Linked DNA regions of Homo sapiens: region 1 is linked to region 2. A link is an interaction called in ENCODE POLR2A ChIA-PET data of the cell type or tissue named here. Cell type or tissue: OCI-LY7. All regions are shown on one strand. Links, peaks and the distances in the headings refer to the core of each region. The heading gives the core; the rest is flanking DNA.

The links. Peaks named below come from ENCODE experiments on the same cell type or tissue, not always from the same donor. Only the 100,000 strongest peaks of a DNase experiment are listed, where the experiment ranks them.
Region 1: POLR2A ChIA-PET joins it to region 2 with 7 read pairs; 1 of 35 experiments calls an interaction of 5 or more read pairs at or near these places.

Annotation. Positions count from the first base shown.
Region 1 is chr7:106,101,242-106,110,323 of GRCh38, forward strand. All of the region lies in intron 1 of SYPL1 (synaptophysin like 1), which reads right to left. Among named protein-coding and RNA genes, the nearest start is that of SYPL1, 6.5 kb to the right of the region's middle. In OCI-LY7, for the core only: no CTCF peak of the experiment used is centred there; no DNase peak of the experiment used is centred there; H3K4me3 peaks cover 1,798 bases; H3K27ac peaks cover 714 bases.
Region 2 is chr7:107,086,096-107,095,177 of GRCh38, forward strand. All of the region lies in intron 2 of PRKAR2B (protein kinase cAMP-dependent type II regulatory subunit beta), which reads left to right. Among named protein-coding and RNA genes, the nearest start is that of PRKAR2B-AS1, 11 kb to the left of the region's middle. In OCI-LY7, for the core only: no CTCF peak of the experiment used is centred there; DNase peaks (open chromatin) are centred at 4,216, 4,606, 5,416, 6,185 and 1 weaker place; H3K4me3 peaks cover 4,000 bases; H3K27ac peaks cover 4,000 bases.

The DNA of each region.
Region 1 (9,082 bases), core at 3,287-7,286, 980 kb before region 2:
GGTCAGGGGCTTCGTTTTGTTCAAGGTCACACACACTCAGCAACTGGTAGTAGATAATATTCAATGCAGATTTGATATCAAATATTCACTGTGGAACACTTGACATAATGCTTCCCATGGATTATTCCAGGGCCTTGAATCTTGTAGGCCATAATCCACATTATAGTAATTGTCAAGGGTTTGTTTTTTCCCATCCGCCCCCCCCCCCCCCCCCCCCCCCCCCCCCACAAAAAAGATACATGAAAAGAATCTGGTTACAGATAGGAAGAGTCTGAGGTAATGTCCAGCACATAGTTTGGGGTCTTAACTGTTAAGAGGTGATCCCCAGTTTTTACAGGATTTCAAAATATGTAAAAGTAACTTTCCTTGGAAAATGTGTCATGAAATCATTTTTCATTATTTGTACTAAATAATGTTTTATGTTAAAAAAGAAGGTAAAGATGGAAGAATCAATACTCTCTCAGAATAAATATGCATGAATACACAGAGTGAAAAGGCCAGAAAATGAGTCCTGAGCATATACCCACGTTTAAATTAAAAAAAAAAAAAAAGAAAAGAAATGAGATACACAAATTGAACCAATGGAGCAGAATAAAAAGGCCAGGAATAGACTAGTGTGTATAAGACAAATTGTATCTAACAGAGTTGATTTGTAGATCACGGAGGAAAGGAATGTGGTGGTTTTAAAGATATGCCCACAAACTCTTTGATACAACTCCCATCAAGAGATGGAGCCTGATTTCCCTTCCCTTGAGTGTCAACTAAATGTAGTGACTTGCTTCTACAGAATAGAATATGGTACTGTAGAAGAAATGGGATGTCTTTTCTGAGACTCAGTTATAAAAAGATTACAACTTTTTTTTTTTTTTGAGACACAGTCTCGCTCTGTCACCCAGGCTGGAGTGCAATGGTGCAATCTTGGCTCACTGCAACCTCCACCTCCCAGATTCAAGGAATTCTCCTTCCTCAGCCTCCTGAGTAGCAGGGGTAATTACAGGTGCCTGCCACCATGCCCGGCTAATTTTTGTATTTTCGGTAGAGACGGGGTTTCACCATGTTGGTAAGGCCAGTCTCGAGCTCCTGACCTCCGGTGATCCACCCGCCTTGGCCTCCCAAAGTGCTGGGATTACAGGCTTGAACCACAACGCCCGGCCAAAGATTGCAACTTCTGTCTTCCTTTCTCACTCTCTCGAACTTTCTCATTCTCCGGGGGAAGCCAGTGGCCATGTTGGGAGGATACTCAGGCAACTTTTATAAACTCACATGGTGTGGAATTGAGGACTGCCAGTAACCACATGACTGAGCTTGGAAGGGGATCCTCTGAGGTTTGTCAACAGTCATGAGAATAAGCTGGAGGCCTTGAGATAACAGCAACCCCAGCCAACAGCTTGACTGCAACCTTATGGGAGACCCTATGCCCAAACCACATAGCTAAGCTGCTCCCAGATTCCTGACCCACAGAAGAATGGGTGAGGTTTATTATCTCACTTAATAAAAGTCAACAGACCTTTGTTTTAAACTGCTAAGCTCGGCGTAATTTGTTATACAGCAATAGATAACTAATACAAGGAAGAGCTGTTCAGTAAATGGTCCAGATGAGCTGCACACAAAAGTAAAAAGTCTTTAAAAAATGTGAAGACAATATAAAAGAAAACCTGTGACCACATGAAAAGGGAGAATTTAAGATTTTTTTTTGTAAAAAAGAACCATAAAAGATTGTTAAATTCAACTACAGAAAAAAAATCTTAATCAAGTCAGCTGTTGAATGTAAAACAAGCTACCAATTAGATGAACATATTTATAATAAACATAATGTCACAAAGGATTTACTAGTATATAGATCTAAGAGAAACCCTTGCTCACACGTACTAAGAGACATATAAGAATGTTCATGAAAAATGGGGAGGGGAAAAGCAACAGGGAAATGGATAAAATACCATAGTATATTCTTACACTGGGAAGTTATACGGCAAAAAAGATATAAGAATTACAACTGCCTACATCAACATAGATGAATCATAGAAATCCAATGCTGAGTTAAAACAAAAACAAAATAAAAACCATGTTGCATATGACTACCTAGACTATAAAACCATTTTTTAAAAAGCTCTGTTTACCTGCCTACATTACACCTGCCACTATTTTTGTTCAGGCCCTCACCATTTTTCATTGGGACTAACCCAGCAGACTCTTTCTCACATTTCCAATTTCATTCCAATTGATACTCATCTTCTATAATGTGGGCACTATAGCTGCAGTACCCAGTAATGCTACTTGTGAGTCTTGAACACTTTACATGTCACTAATCTAAATTGATATATACTCCAACTGCAAAATACACACTAGATTTTGAAGATTTACTATGAAAAAGATGTGAAATACTTCATTAATTTTTATATTGACGACTTGTTCAAACAATAATCTGGATAGATTGGGTTAAGTAAAATATATTGTTAAAATTAATTTCACCTGTTTCCTCTTATTTTAGTGTGGTTAATAGAACACTGAAAATTACTATGTGGTTTGCATTTTTGCTTCCCATTGTATTTTTTTGTACTGGACAGAGCTAGTTTAGAATGATGCCAAACTGATCTGAAATAAAAATCTGATCATGTCCTTCCCATTTAAAGGAATTTCCTCAATTGTTTTTCAACCTAAATTAAACAAAAAATGCTCCAACTTCTTAATTTGGCATAAAAGGCATGGCTGATCGATCCTCAACTTTATCTTTCTAGATAGATTTATCTGCAGTCTATTCACTGCCAGGTACTGTATGATTCTGTCACATTATACTGCTTACTGTTCCTGAAACATACCATGTATTTATGTCTTAAATGTATATGCTTCTTCTTCTGGGAATGCCCTGTCTCTGATTAGCTCATCTTTTAAGGCCCTACCCAATTCCCTGTGGTAGAACTCATGATTCTTCTCTTGAGCTATCATAGACATTAACTCTATTATATATGAACTCTACTATAGGCATTTTTCTTGTGTAACTTGCTTTCTAAAAAATAAAATGGGGCCGGGTGCAGTGGCTTATGCCTGTAATTCCAACACTTTGGGAGGCCGTGGCAGGAGGATTGTTTGAGCCCAGAAGTTCAATACCAGCTTGGGCAACACAGTGAGACCCTGTCTTAAAAATAAAATAAAATAAAAAAATTAAATGGAAAAATGAATTTCCTAATATAACAAGTAGCAAATAAATGGCATACTGCACTACAGCTTGTTGCTTTCAAGACTATCACTTCTACTGCTCCTTTGCCAGACTGTCATGTCTTTGCACCTGGTTTTGTTTAGGATTTTCAGTGACTAGCAGAAAACCTGGCACATAGCAGATGCTCACTAAATAACTACTTAATTAAGGAAAAAATAATTTCCAATAACTTATAAATAAAACCATATTTTGAATCTTACATAATTATTATTTTAAAGCTTTTTGTTATAAGGATAGATAAATATCATGACAGCAATTCTGGTCTTTATCTTATAGAAAGAAGGGACAAAAGCACATATTTTATATTAAACAAAGTACAAAATTATGAGGGCAAAATATCCAACTATCTCACTTCTCCCTATATTCTACTGCTATTTTGATCTAGACTGGAAGTTATATACTGGCAGCCTGTTGGTAAAACCCGGCCTGCAAATATATTTGTGTGGCCTTTCCAGTATTACAAAAAAATGTGAATTTGTTGTCATTGTTTTAATATCAGGGTATTACACATAAAAATTTGGATTTCCTGCTTTTCCTGAGTGTGTATGGGAAAGCTGAAGAATGGCAACATCAGACCTACATTCTCATAAAGCAACAATCAGAGAGAACTGAGTGACAGATGTCACTTATGGCAGAGTATGTGCTTTCCAGGTTATCCGCTTCTCCATTGTCTTAACAGCCCTCAGGATGTGTGTTAGTTGCCAGTAAGTAATCAATGACATACTATTCTTTTTCTTCCAAACATCTTGCTTCACTCATTTACTTTAGAGGGTGGTTCCTATGACCATTTCAGTTTCCAACCCTAGTCTAAAATGAAGGAGTACTGGTGTTCTGATTTATATTTTCTGGCCACTTTTGAAACTTATTTTCCCATATACTCCTACCCCATGAAGAATGACTGAAACTACTGACATGGAATTCTATCTGCACAGTGACTAGTAAGAATCCAGGGGCGGGGTGACAGCAAGCTTCTGTTTAGTCAGAAAAGTTACATGTTCACATACAGCCCCAAGTATCCAGAGAAACAGTCCCACTTACTTCTCTGCCCACCAGACCCATACTAGATGACCACCATGGCAGATCTTATTCAGAGAATTGTAACCTCAGGGTGAATAGTACAGCCTGGTTTTCCAGAGCACTAGTCTCCAAAGTAGACTGGAGTACCAGAAGAAAATATGTAAACTTCTATTTAGATCTACTTTCAGACTTAAATAAGGAATTGAAGCTTTATTGCAATTAATATACCACTGAAACCCATGCTGGGCATGCACATCAGAAGGTCACATGTCAGTACAGCATGCTGGGTATCCTGAAGGTAAGGGGAATCTCATACATGGAAGGACAGACAGTGATAACCTCATCTATTCTTTCACTTTTAGTGTTCATGCATTACAATGTGAGTGGGCCTGGATTTATGGAATAATTTGTCTAGTTTTAACCAAATCAACCTTCACAAAATTGACCCATGGCTTTAAAATGTCTTCAAAGAAATAGATTGGTAACACACACACTCATGTATAAAAGAGAAAATGGAAGCATTCATACTACTCTATGATTACAATCAACAGCCATATTACAAGGTAAAAACAGACTACTTAATCAGATCACAAGACGGTGGCACAACAATAAAAAATTATCAGAATAGTATCTGAAGCAAGGATTTAAAAATATAAACAAAATTTGCACTGAGTATATAATATACCTTAAGATACTAACTGACATAGTAAAACATGCATCTTAAGTTGTAGATGCATATTGTGGCTCTGTCCATAAAATTTTGCACTAATAGGAGTGCAAAAAAGACTCTGGAGGCTGGGCACAGTGGCTCATGCCTGTAATCCCAGCACTTTGGGAGGCTGAGCCGGGTGGATCACCTGAGGTCAGGTGTTCGAAACCAGCCTGGCCAACATGGTGAAACCCCATCTCTACTAAAAATATCAAAAAAAATTAGCTGGGTGTGGTGGTGGGCACCTGTAATCCCAGCTACTTGGGAGGCTGAGGCAGGAGAATTGCTTGAACCTGGGAGGCGGAAGTTGCAGTGAGCCGAGATCATGCCACTGCACTCCAGCCTGGGCGACAGAGTAAGACTCTGTCTCAAAAAAAAAAAAGACTCTGGAGGCTGGGTGCAGTGGTTCATCTCAGCATTTTGGGAGGCCAAGGCAGGTGATCGTTTGAGCCCAGGGGTTCGAGACTGGCCTGGGTGACATGGTGGGACTCTGTCTCTATAAAAAATTATAGAAGTAGCTGGGGGTGGTGGTGTGTACCTGCAGTCCCAGCTACCCAGTAGACTGAAGTGAGAGAAAAGCTTGAGCCTGGGGAAGTCAAGGCTGCAATTAGTTGTGATCGTGCCACTGCACTCCAGCCTGGGTGACAAGAGTGAGACCCTGTCTCAAAAAATAAATAAATAAAATTTAAAAAGAGTTTGGAGCCTTAACTTCTATTGCTAGACCATGCTAATTCTGAGGATTCTACTGGAGAATACTAGTATTCACCTGGTTTATGAGTGTTGTTTACACGTTTCTAGTTGCAGGATCTTCATTGCTATTTAATTTCATCATTAATCTGAAATCATCTATTTAAATTTCTTTCTGTCCAAGGTTTAGTTTATCAAAGTGATAACTGAAATCTTCAAAAATAGATATAAAAGTATATTATGTATGAGTGTTTACATGCAAAAGAAATGTATGCTGGTTTTAAGTCAAATGATCATTCAGCACTTAAAATGAAATATTATAGCACGTTTGCCTTTACAATCAAAAGATTAGATGCCTAGAGCCAAGGTATGATTTTTATGAGTCAAAGTCCAAAATGTTTACTAAAGTTATTCATTTCAAAAAAGTATTGTTTTTGATGGTGGTATTTCAGTTTATTCCCACTGGGAAATAAAGTCAGTTACAAAGTGCTTCAGTTTCACTCTATCTCCCTTTGCTTCTAATGTACAATAGTAGAAAATTCTAAATAGCCTGCCAAGATAATTCCATAATCCTTAAAAATTTGGATTATGGCCGGCTGCAGTGGCTCACGCCTGTAATCCCAGCACTTTGGGAGGCCAGGGCGGACGGACTACCTGAGGTCAGGAGTTTGAGACCAGCCTGGTGAAACCAGGTGAAACCCCGTCTCTACTAAAAATACAAAAATTAGCCGGGCAAGGTGGCACACGCCTGTAGTCCCAGCTACTTGGGAGGGTGAGGCAGGAGAATCACTTGAACCTGGGAGATGGAGGTTGCAGTGAGCTGAGATCATGCCACTGCACTCCAGCCTGGGTGACAGAGCAAGACTCCGTCTCCAAAAAAAAAAAAAAAAAAAATTGGATTATGAGAAGTAAACTCTAGAGTTCCTACTGAAATAAACAGCTAGAAGTTTTTTGCTAACTCCTAATCATTGTATGTTGAAAACACATTTATGTCACCTTAAATCTCTGAGGAACCTAAATATATTTATTTAAAAATCATTTATCAGCCAGGCGCGGTGGCTCATGCCTATAATCCCAGCACTTGGGGAGGCCGAGGCGGGTGGATCACTTGAGGTCAGGAGTTAGAGTCCAGGCTGGCCAGCATGGTGAAACCCCGTCTCTACTAAAAATACAAAACTTAGCTGGATGTAGTGGCGAGCGCCTGTAATCCCAGCTACTCGGGAGACTAAGGCAGAAGAATCTCTGGAACCTGGAAGGCGAGGTTGCATTGAGCCGAGACCACACTACTGCACTCCAGCCTGGACAAGACAGAGACTATATTTTTAAAAATTTAAAATATAATTTATATTTTTAAAAATAGAAATCATTTTCTAATTGCTCTACTATTTTCATGTCTTCTGGAGTGAATCAATATCCTGATTGTTGATCTGGCTGGCTGTCTTGAAGTAAGCCTGTCACTCTGTGGAAAACTGACAGCATTTGTTGCCACTGACATAATTTGAATTTTTAAGTAAAAATTAGTTTTCTTCATGTGTTTTAGGATATTTGATATAGGCTCAACTTGATTGTCCCCTCCTGCTTCTATCCCTGTCTAGCGGCTTTATGGTCATGGTCATTTCTGCTTGGCCTTCTGAGTCCCCTGGTCCACAAACACACCTTATGATGGGACCCCCAAACCACCAACATAAGTGAACATACACGTTATCACAAATCCAGACCTTAAGCCTGCAAGTAGATTGGTCCAGGTCTTGAGAGGCTATATATATCTCTTTATTTCTACACTTTTAAGTACTCAGCTCTATTTAAGTCGTAAATCCAGATAGTTGGTTGAGCTTTCTTCAGATTTATTAATAATTACCAAATTTGGGAATAGTCTTTCTCCCTGCCGTATTTTCTGTTCTGTTTCTGGTCCCCAGTGGTGTTTACCTCATCAATTCTCAATGCGTGGTCTGTGGACCCCTGAAAGCTCCCAAGGCTCTTTCAGGAGTTCATGAAGGTAAAACATTTTCCTAACGATACTAAGACATTATTTGCCTTTTACACTGTGCTGACATTTGTACTGATGAAGCAGATAAACTGGTGGGGAAAACTGCCGGGTTTAATAAGAATCAGGAAGAATACCAAACTCTATTTCACTGCCACATACTTGCAGTTAAAAACAAAAAACCAAAAACAAAAAAGAACAAAAAACCCCCACCAGTTTTACTTAAGAATGTCTGATGAAGCAGTAAAAATTTTATTAAACCTTGACCCTTGAGTTCTCTTGTCAGTAGGATAAAATGGGAAATGCAAATAAAGACTTTTGTTGCATACCAAATACAATGGTTGTCTCCAGAGAATGCATTTAAGCAACTGAGTTGTAAGCTGAACTAGTGGCTTTTTTTTGTAACCACCAAATTTCTCCCATCTTCACAGTCAAACAGCGGTTTATGCTGTCTTCACTTTCTTACCACACATTCATTCAGCCTACTAAAATCTGGCTTTTTGATTTTACTGAAACTGCTCTTGCTAACTAGTCCTTATTTTATCAACTAGTCCTTATTTTACTTTACCATTCTATTGCACCTTACGTTTTGGGGTACTCTTTTCTTGAAATTCTAATAGTGATGCCAAGGCATTATTTCCCTCAATTTTCCTAACCATTCCTTCTCTCCTTTGCAGGCAGATATCTGCTATATCTGCAGCCCAAACTCATATTTTAAATTCTAGATCCATATATATAGCTGTATCCTATAGGATACCTCCAAAAGATCTAAAGAGACCACAAACTCAATACATCTGAAACCTTTGACTTCCCATAAAATCTGCTCCTCCTCCTCTTAATGACATTACCTTGAATATGCTAATGGCAACGAAGTCAGAAAGACAGCAGTCATCTTAGGGTCCTCCCTCTTTGTTACCTTCCATATATATTCTAATTTGTAACCCCCTTTTGTAAACCCCTTCAGTCCTACTGAAACTAATTTTAGGCCCTCATAATTCCTCAATCAACAGATTTCCCTTCCTCCAATTCTAGCCTTTCCAATTCATCCTTTTAGAAATTTTCATTTTGTCGGCAGTTAGAGGGATGGATTGGAAAGGTCAGAATTGGAGGGAGAAATCGATTGATTGAGGAATTATGAGTGCCTAAAATTAGTCGTATCATTGACTTGTTTAAAGCCTTTAAGTTCCCATCCCCTATGGCAGGGATTCTGGGCTTGAATGGAATAAACACTCCAATATTCCATACCCTGCACATATGCATTTTCCTAAGGAAAGGGCCCAGATTCCCAAAGATTAACCCCAGAAGCAGCCGACCTCTGAAATCTTTTCAGAACAATCTCAAACCGTACCCTCCAACCTAGCATATATTCCAACTAACCCCCAATTACTTTTAAGTTCTCATACAGGGTTATGCTGCTTCAACATTTCCTTCCACTGAACATAAGATTCCTTCTGCCTAGAAAGCCACTCCC
Region 2 (9,082 bases), core at 2,959-6,958:
GGCATTTCCTTATTTATGAGTGAAGCATAGCTCCTTTTAATTATTGTTGACCGTTTATATTTTCTTGTGTGAATTTCCTGTTAAATTTTTTTTTCTCTGATTTGTAAGTGTACAGATCTGAGGTTCAATGGCTTTGAGTTCGGATTTGGGCTTTACTACTAACTAGTTGTTTGACCTTGAGAGGGTTATTTAGTCTGAACTTCAGTTCATTATCCGTAAAATGTGGTAGTAAGACTGCCCAGCTCATAAGGTATGGTTAATTAATGAGATAATGAATAGAAAATACTTAACCGATTTCTTAAAGTACAGTGAGAATATATGCTTGCTAGTAGCATTACTAATATTAGTAGGGTTTTTTTTTAAATTAAAAGTAGAAATTTTCAGAAATGTCTTTTTTTTTTAAGACAAACTCTCTGTTGCCGAGGCTGGAGTGCAGTGGCATGATCTCAGCTCACCCCTAGGCTCAAGTGATGCTCCCACCTCAGCCTCCCACAAGCTGGGACTACAGGTGTGCGCCACCATGCCTGGGTCATTTTTGCATTTTTTTGTAGATATGGGGCTTTGCCACATTGGCCAGGCTGGTCTTGAACTCCTGGGGCTCAAGTGATCTGCCAAGCTTGGCCTCCCAGAGTGCTGGGATTAGGCATGCGCCCCCTCACCGGACGAAAATGTCTTTATAGCATCCATATGATAATTTGGTTTACTTCGTAAACATAATGATATGGTAAGTTTCAATAGATTATCTAATATCGAACTATCCTTATATTCCTGGAATGAACTCTGCTTGGTCATAGCATATTGATTATTAATTATATTCTTAAAATATAACTAACGTATAACAACTATTGTTTAACACAAATTAAAACACTTTTAAGATTATGTATACTTCATGGCTTTAAAATAATTACAGAATAGTTTTATAAAATTGCAGTGAAACTTTTTCACACATAGGAAAATGTTATATGTTCTATTATGTGCCTTTTAAGAATGTATGCCCCTCTGAAATAGTATATTATTTTGACAGTCTAAGTCCTCTTACTTAAGATTGATTTTAGATTGAGAATCTAGCAGAAAAGTGAAATAAATACATAGAGAACATTTATGTAATTCACATTTAATGTTTTTTTTTTCCTAAAAGCATTTTCATCCATCAAATATGGACTTTTTTCTTATTTCCTCCTTTTAAACTTGAAAAGTACTATATTAAGGGCATTAGAAACGTGGTGCTGCATAACATAAAGATATTTCATTTTGAAAAAGAACTTGGGTTCCATTTTGCATACAAACTTTAATATAAATAGAACCTGGAATTCCAGTAAGAACCACTTTAAATAATCATAATAGCTACCATTTATTTAGAGCTTACTGTGAGCCAGGAGCTTTTCTAAGTGCTTTACATGTATTAAATCATTTTATTATTTAAGTGCAGCTCTATATGACGGGCACTGTTACTGTTCTAATGTTACCAGTAAGGAAACTGATCCAGAGAGGTTAAGTCCTTTCCCAAGCTTACACAGTGACTGATGGGCAGAGACTGGATTCAAATTCAGGCATTCTCTCTGTAATCCCAGTACTTTGGGAGGCTGAGGCAGGCGGATTGCATGAGCTCAGGAGTTCGAGAGCAGCCTGGGCAACCTGGTGAAACCCTGTCTCTTTTCCTTACTTTCTATTTCTATTGCCACCACTCCAGTTATCACACACTTAGATTACTTATCTCTCTTGAATTAGTCTTCCTCTTCTTTTCTCACTCACCTAGTACATCTCTGCCCTAACATCCCACATATGATAAAGTTTATACATTTTAATTTAATTTATATATTTTAACTCAGGGTCCTCAGGAACCTACAGTCTCAGTTACTCTGTTAACCCCATTTTCTATTACACCAGCCACAAATGCTCTCATATAACCAAGCTGTGGCTGCCTACTGTATACTAAACATTCATTGATTTACAGTATGTCGTGTAATTCTCTCATCAGCTTTTAGATACTATTATTATTTCCGTTTTAAAGAAACGAAAACTGAGGCACAGAGAAATTAACTGGTAGAAGGAACCCACAGCTTATCAGGAGAGCAGTCAGAGTTTGAATCCAGTGAGCCACTCGTTGGAGGTGGGTTCTTCAGCATGGTCTTTCATAGGGGCGGAAACCTCGTTCAGGTATCCTATGCAGTTATCTTGAATCAGAATCTGTGGGGTGATTTATTTATCTAGTGAGTGATGCCTAGCACCTATTTACATGGTCAGAGAATGCCTCTCTCAGGAGCTGACATTTCAGCCAAGGCCTGGGAAGTACAGGGTGGAGGGTGAGGGGAAAGGAGAGCATTCCAGGGAAAGGAGATGTTGTGTGTAAAGGTCTGGAGCTTATTCCCTCATTTGTCAGCAGTGTGAATGTTTATCTTTTTGACATCATTCTTACGTCTTTTGGCAGCTTAAGCCAAATATATCAATCTATTTTTTGAGATTTACTCCTCATGTGATTCTCATACAGTTGGCTTTTATTTTATTTTATATTTTATTTTATTTCGAGACACTCTTGCTCTGTTTCCCAGGCTGGAGTGCAGTGGTGTGATCTTGGCTTATTGCAGTCTCCTCTTCTCGGGTTCAGATGATCCTCCTGCCTCAGCCTCTTGAGGAGTTGGGGCTACAGGCGTGTGTTACCACGCCCGGCTAATTTTTGTAGTTTTAGTAGACCCGTGGTTTTGCCATGTTGGCCAGGCTGGTCTTGAACTCCTGGCCTCAAGTGATCCACCTGAGTTGGCCTCCCAAAGTGCTGGGATTACAGGCATGAGCCACTGCACCCAGCCGGAGGTAGGTTTTAATAATCATATTTTGGGAGGCCGAGGTGGGTGGATCACCTAAGGTCAGGAGTGCGAGACTAGCCTGGGCAACATGGTAAAACCCCGTCTCTACTAAAAATAGAAAAATTACCTGGGCACGGTGGCCTGTGCCTGTAATCTCTGCTACTCGGTAGGCTGAGGCAGGAGAATTGCTTGAACCTGGGAGGTGGAGGTTTCAGTGAGCCAAGATTTGCCACTGCACTCCAGCCTGGGAAACAGAGCGAGACTCCATCTCAAAAACAAACAAACAAAAAAATAGTCACATTTTACACATGAGAAAAATTGAGATTCATAATACTTAGCAATGTGTAAAGGTCATATAATAAGTGGCAGGAAAAAAATGGCAGAGATGGGATTATGCTTCAGGCTCTCTGAATTCTGCGCTCTTTCCTCATACTGTTGATCAGTCATTCTACATGTAACCATGGATAATAATTTATACTCCTCCCATAACAGATGGATTTATCTTCCTAACCAGGTTCTACATTAGTAGAGTTTAGGGACCCTGTTTAGTACTTGTCTCCCTCATAAACACCAACTACTGCGTTATATATAAATGGTCAGTAAATAAAAGTTGTTTCCATGTATCAGTTTTGCTAAAGCCAGAGGCATTTCAGACCATTTTTCCTATGGTAAAATAAAATTTTGATAGTTAAAAAGTTATTTGCAGGGTACATGCATCATTTTTCTAAAAACAATAAAGCTATTTATAAAGAAATACCAGGCAGTGGTTCTGAAATACATGGAACATAAAAACTAAATTAAAGATCTAAGGCCAACCTTACTTGTTTTGCAGATTTATTCATTTGCTCAGCACAATTGGTTGGAAGAGAATAACTTCAGTTTTGCAGACTATCATTTACATTCTCTACTAGCACAGATAAGCAGATAAAACAGTCATGGACACTCCTTTCAGAACCACACATGATCCCTGAGTTATGTATCACCCATTTTGTGGTTGTAATTCTATTGACTAGTCACTAGCATTTGAATCTGTCATCTTGCAAATACAACTTTCTTATCAATGACTGCCCTATGGTTTTATTCTTAGTTACTTTTGGTAACTGGTTGGATTGTCTTGTTTTCCTTGTCATGATCTTTTTAAACACGTATTCTTAACATCTGAATTCTCTTTGGTTGCAAGTGACTGCAATGTGCAAACACCTTTAATTCAATCAAGTGAAAAGGGGGTTTATTGAGATGGCAGGGGTGTGGTTCACAGAATCACCAAGTCACAGCAAGGGTAGGGGTGCAGTTGGATTTCAGAAGCAACTGGAACCTGGTTTTGAGCCCTGTTAGGAATCTCTCCATCTCTTGCCTCTGATTCTCTCTTGCGGCCAGCTACTTGCTCCATATGGTGAGGAGCATCGCCACTGCAGTTCCACATTTTACAGCTGCAGCAAGAAAGAGGTGGACCTGACATCCCCTCTCATTCAAGGCTTCCCCAAAATCCCAGGAAAGCATTCTAATTAGCCCAGCTATCCTGGATTGACCTGGAAATTGTCTCATTTGCCCCTATGGGGTCTGCTATGGCACAGGGCTCAGAAACCCTGACCTCACCTGGAGCTAATTTTGACTGACCCATGTCAGCTTATGAGAACTGTATCTGCCAGCTGATTTTTAGTTTAGACTGGCTGCCCTGAAGAAGCCCTCTGTCTTTCTTTGCCAAAGGCAGTGTCTCTGTTGGCTCGCTGAGCTTCCTTTCCAGCCTAAGGGGACATCTGCAGTTTACTCAGCATGTTTGCAAATCTGAGAAAACTGACAATCCCTGAGCTTCTTCTGTGAGGGAAGCTCAAGTCACCTGTTTCACCACCTGCTGTGCAACTGCAGGTGACCCGTTTGGATGTGTCTTTTTCTGTTGAGAAACATTACTGTTTATAACAGAATAATACTTAACATAGAATGACAGGAAATAACAATACTAGACAAATGTTTCTCTTTAAAAGAATGGGACCGTTATCTTGCATATCAGTTCTTCTAGCTACTAAAGGAAAAGGTCCCAAAAAAGAAATAATACTTTACATTTACACCACAAGTTTTTCAAAGAGATAAAGTGGGAGGCTAAAGGTCACTGTCATCTTTCATCTTATGAACTGTTTTTTGATGTTATTTTCTTCAGAACATTAAGAGCAGCCAACCACCTGGTTCCCTCATTATGCAAAATTATTGCATTTTAAGATCAGATTGGATGTTATTTCCAGAACTGTAAGCATTTCTAATTTGTAAGAGCACTGGTTTTTTTTGGTGCAAAAAGGATCGTTTTTGGAATGATTATACTGTAATAACTGTAGAAGAGATAGTTTTATATGTGGTTGGTTGTGCTGTCACTTTAGTTAAATTCAAAGGCATTTATAATTATTCACCATTTGCAAGACATTCATATGTGCATTCTATGAGACTGCTAAAGGTAAGTAAGGTATAGCTTGTGCTTGAGTCCTAGAGGAGCTAAATGGGTATGATGACTCTCCTCCCAGAGGAGGGTGCATCATGACAAATGTCACCTACCCTGATTCTACTAAACCTATGCCACAGAGAGCACAAGCACAAAGGAGCTGCGTGCACATTCCACTCAGTGAGTCTGTGCCCTGCAGTAGGTGGACAGTGAGAGCCTGTGAATGTGAATCTGCCATTCCTGCAGGCTCACTTGGTTCCTGCATGCCTCCCAGAGCATGAACATTTCTAGGGCTTAAAGGTATCCATTTTGCATATAACATGGCGTCTAAATACAAGTCAGCAGTAACTTCTAGTGCTTACAAGGAAAAGGCAATCAGTTTTAATGGTGGAAATGCCACTATTTTGGACTTCTTGTAGGGCTATGTGACAGTCTCCAGCAGTGGCTTCCTATGGGATTTTCAAGAATAACCTGGACGATAGAAGATTTTTGCCTCATATGTTGTTTAGAATTTATCACCCATGTAAGATGCGAATCTACTGAAACAGAAACATAAATAAGGTGCGTTCTGTGTTTCTATGTAGAAGAGAGTATTTAATCCTAACTCATGTATTTATTTTGGGGAAAAGTGTCAGGGAGGATGTGGCATTTGAGCAGAGATTTGAGGGAAGAGAAGGATTTTTATAGGTGGGAATGGGTAGTGGAAGGAATAAATTTCCAATTCAGCAAACCATGTAAGTTAATATGATGTTCAGGGAATAGTGAATAGTCTAATAAGGTTTGGAATATGTGGGCTTTATTATAGGAAGAAGAGGCCCTAAATATAGGTTTGGATCAGATTGTGGGGGAGGGTAGCCTTGAAAGCCACTGTCACTGTAAGAGTTTGGATTTTATTCTGTATGTGATGGGGAACCATTAAGTTGTGTGTGTGTGTGTGTGTGTGTGCGTGTGTCTGTGTGTGTGTGTGTGTCACAGAATGAAATTAGCAGATGTATCATTACCAGAAATGGTCAGGATAGAATCCTGAAGTTTCAAAATAGGTCTTTATAGTCCTACCTATTCCTTTCATGGTGGTCATTATCCAGGAAGCAGCTGAAAGGAGATGATGTCTTTCAGGGGATAGCGGTGTTTAAGGATTAAACACTCTTATTGAAGTGTGTGTGGACTAAGAGGAAATGAGGGACATAGACTATCAGCCCATTGTGCTGCTATTGCCTGTATATTATATATGTTATAAACCTACTAACAATTCAGTGTTATAGTTGTTGCTTTATGAAATGTGATGTCTTAAGGAAATTAAGAGAAGAGCAAAAATTTATGTTTACTCTTTTCTGTTTACTCACATACTTATTTAAAATTTAAAAAATTTATCTATGTATTTTTATTACAATTTTAAACATAACATAAAATTCACGATTTTTACCATTCTTAGGTGTATGGTTCTGTGGTATTAAGTACATTCACATTGCTGTGCACCCATTATCACCATCCATCCACAGAACTGTTTAATCTTCACAAACTGAAACTCCGTACCTGTTAAATACTTAACTCCTCATTCCCTTCTGTTCCCAGCCCTGGCAGCCAACATTCTTTCTGTCTCTTTGAATTTCAGTACTCTAGGTACCTCATAGATGAGGACTCATGCAATATTTATCCTTTGGTGACTGGCTTCTTTCACTTCGTGTAATGTTTTCAAGGTTCATTCATGTTGTAGCGTGGGTCAGAATTTCCTTCCTTTTTAAGATGATATAATTTTCTATTATATGTAAATATCACATTTGTTTATTCATTCATCTGTTGATGGACACTTGGGTTGCTTCTACCTTTGGCTATTGTGAATAATGCTGATGTGAATATGGACGTACAGATATCTGTTTGTGTCTCTGCTTTCAGTTCTTTTAGGTATGTACCCAGAAGTGGACTTGTTGAATCATGTGGTGATTCTGTTTATTTTTTTGAGGAACTGCTGTGCTGTTTTCCATGGTGCTGCACCATTTTACATTCCCACTAACAGTTCACAAGGGTTCCAGTTTCTCCAGATCTTTACCAATACCTGTTATTTTGGTTTTTTGATAATAGCCAACCTAATGGGTATGAAGTATCTTACTGTGATTTTTACTTGTCTTTTTCTAATGACTTTGTGATATTGGAGAAATGTCTACTTAAGTCCAGTGCCCACTTTTTTTTCTTTTTTTTTTTTATTATACTTTAAGTTCTAGGGTACATGTGTACAACGTGCAGATTTGTTACATATGTATACATGTGCCATGTTGGTGTGCTGCACCCGTTAACTCATCATTTACATTAGGTATATCTCCTAATGCTATCTCTCGCCCCTCCCCCCACCCCATGACAGGCCCCGGTGTGTGATGTTTTGCACTCTGTGTCCAAGTGTTCTCATTGTTCAATTCCCACCTATGAGTGAGAACATGCGGTGTTTGGTTTTCTGTCCTTGCGATAGTTTGCTCAGAATGATGGATTCCAGCTTCATCCATGTCCCTACAAAGGGCATGAACTCATCCTTTTTTATGGCTGCATAGTATTCCATGGTATATATGTGCCACATTTCCTTAATCCAGTCTATTACTGATGGACATTTGGGTTGGTTCCAAGTCTTTGCTATTGTGAATAGTGCCGCAATAAACATACGTGTGCATGTGTCTTTATAGCAGCATGATTTATAATCCTTTGGGTATATACCCAGTAATGGGATGGCTGGGTCAAATGGTATTTCTGGTTCTAGATCCTTGAGGAATCGCCACACTGTCTTCCACAACAGTTGAACTAGTTTACAGTCCCACCAACAGTGTAAAAGTGTTCCTATTTCTTCACATCCTCTCCAGCACCTGTTGTTTCCTGACTTTTTAATGATCGCCATTCTAACTGGTGTGAGATGGTATCTCATTGTGGTTTTGATTTGCATTTCTCTGATGGCCAGTGATGATGAACATTTTTTCACGTCTGTTGGCTGCATAAATGTCTTCTTTTGAGAAGTGTCTGTTCATATCCTTTGCCTTTTTGATGGGGTTTTTTGATTTTTTCTTGTAAATGTGTTTAAATTCTTTGTAGATTCTGGATATTAGCCCTTTGTCAGATGGGTAGGTTATAAAAATTTTCTCCCATTCTGTAGGTTGCCTGTTCACTCTGATGGTAGTTTCTTTTGCTGTGCAGAAGCTCTTTAGTTTACTTAGATGGCACTTGTTTGTTTTGGCTTTTGTTGCCATTGCTTTTGGTGTTTTAGTCATGAAATCTTTGCCCATGCCTATGTCCTGAATGGTACTGGCTAGGTTTTCTTCTAGGTTTTTTATGGTTTTAGGTCTAACATGTAAGTCTTTAATCCATCTTGAATTAATTTTTGTATAAGGTGTAAGGAAGGGATCCACTTTCAGCTTTCTGCATATGGCTAACCAGTTTCCCCAGCACCATTTATTAAATAGGGAATCCTTTCCCCATTTCTTGTTTTTCTCAGGTTTGTCAAAGATCAGATGGTTGTAGATGTGTGGTATTATTTCTGAGGGCTCTGTTCTGTTCCATTGATCTATATCTGTTTTGGTAACAGTACCATGCTGTTTTGGTTACTGTGGCCTTGTAGGATAGTTTGAAGTCAGGTAGCATGATGCCTCCAGCTTTGTTCTTTTGACTTAGGATTGTCTTGGCAATACGGGCTCTTTTTTGGCTCCACATGAACTTTAAAGTAGTTTTTTCCAATTCTGTGAAGGAAGTCATTGGTAGCTTGATTGGGATGGCGTTGAGTCTGTGAATTACCTTGGGCAGTATGGCCATTTTCATGATATTGATTCTTCCTATCCATGAGCATGAAATGTTCTTCCATTTGCTTGTGTCCTCTTTTATT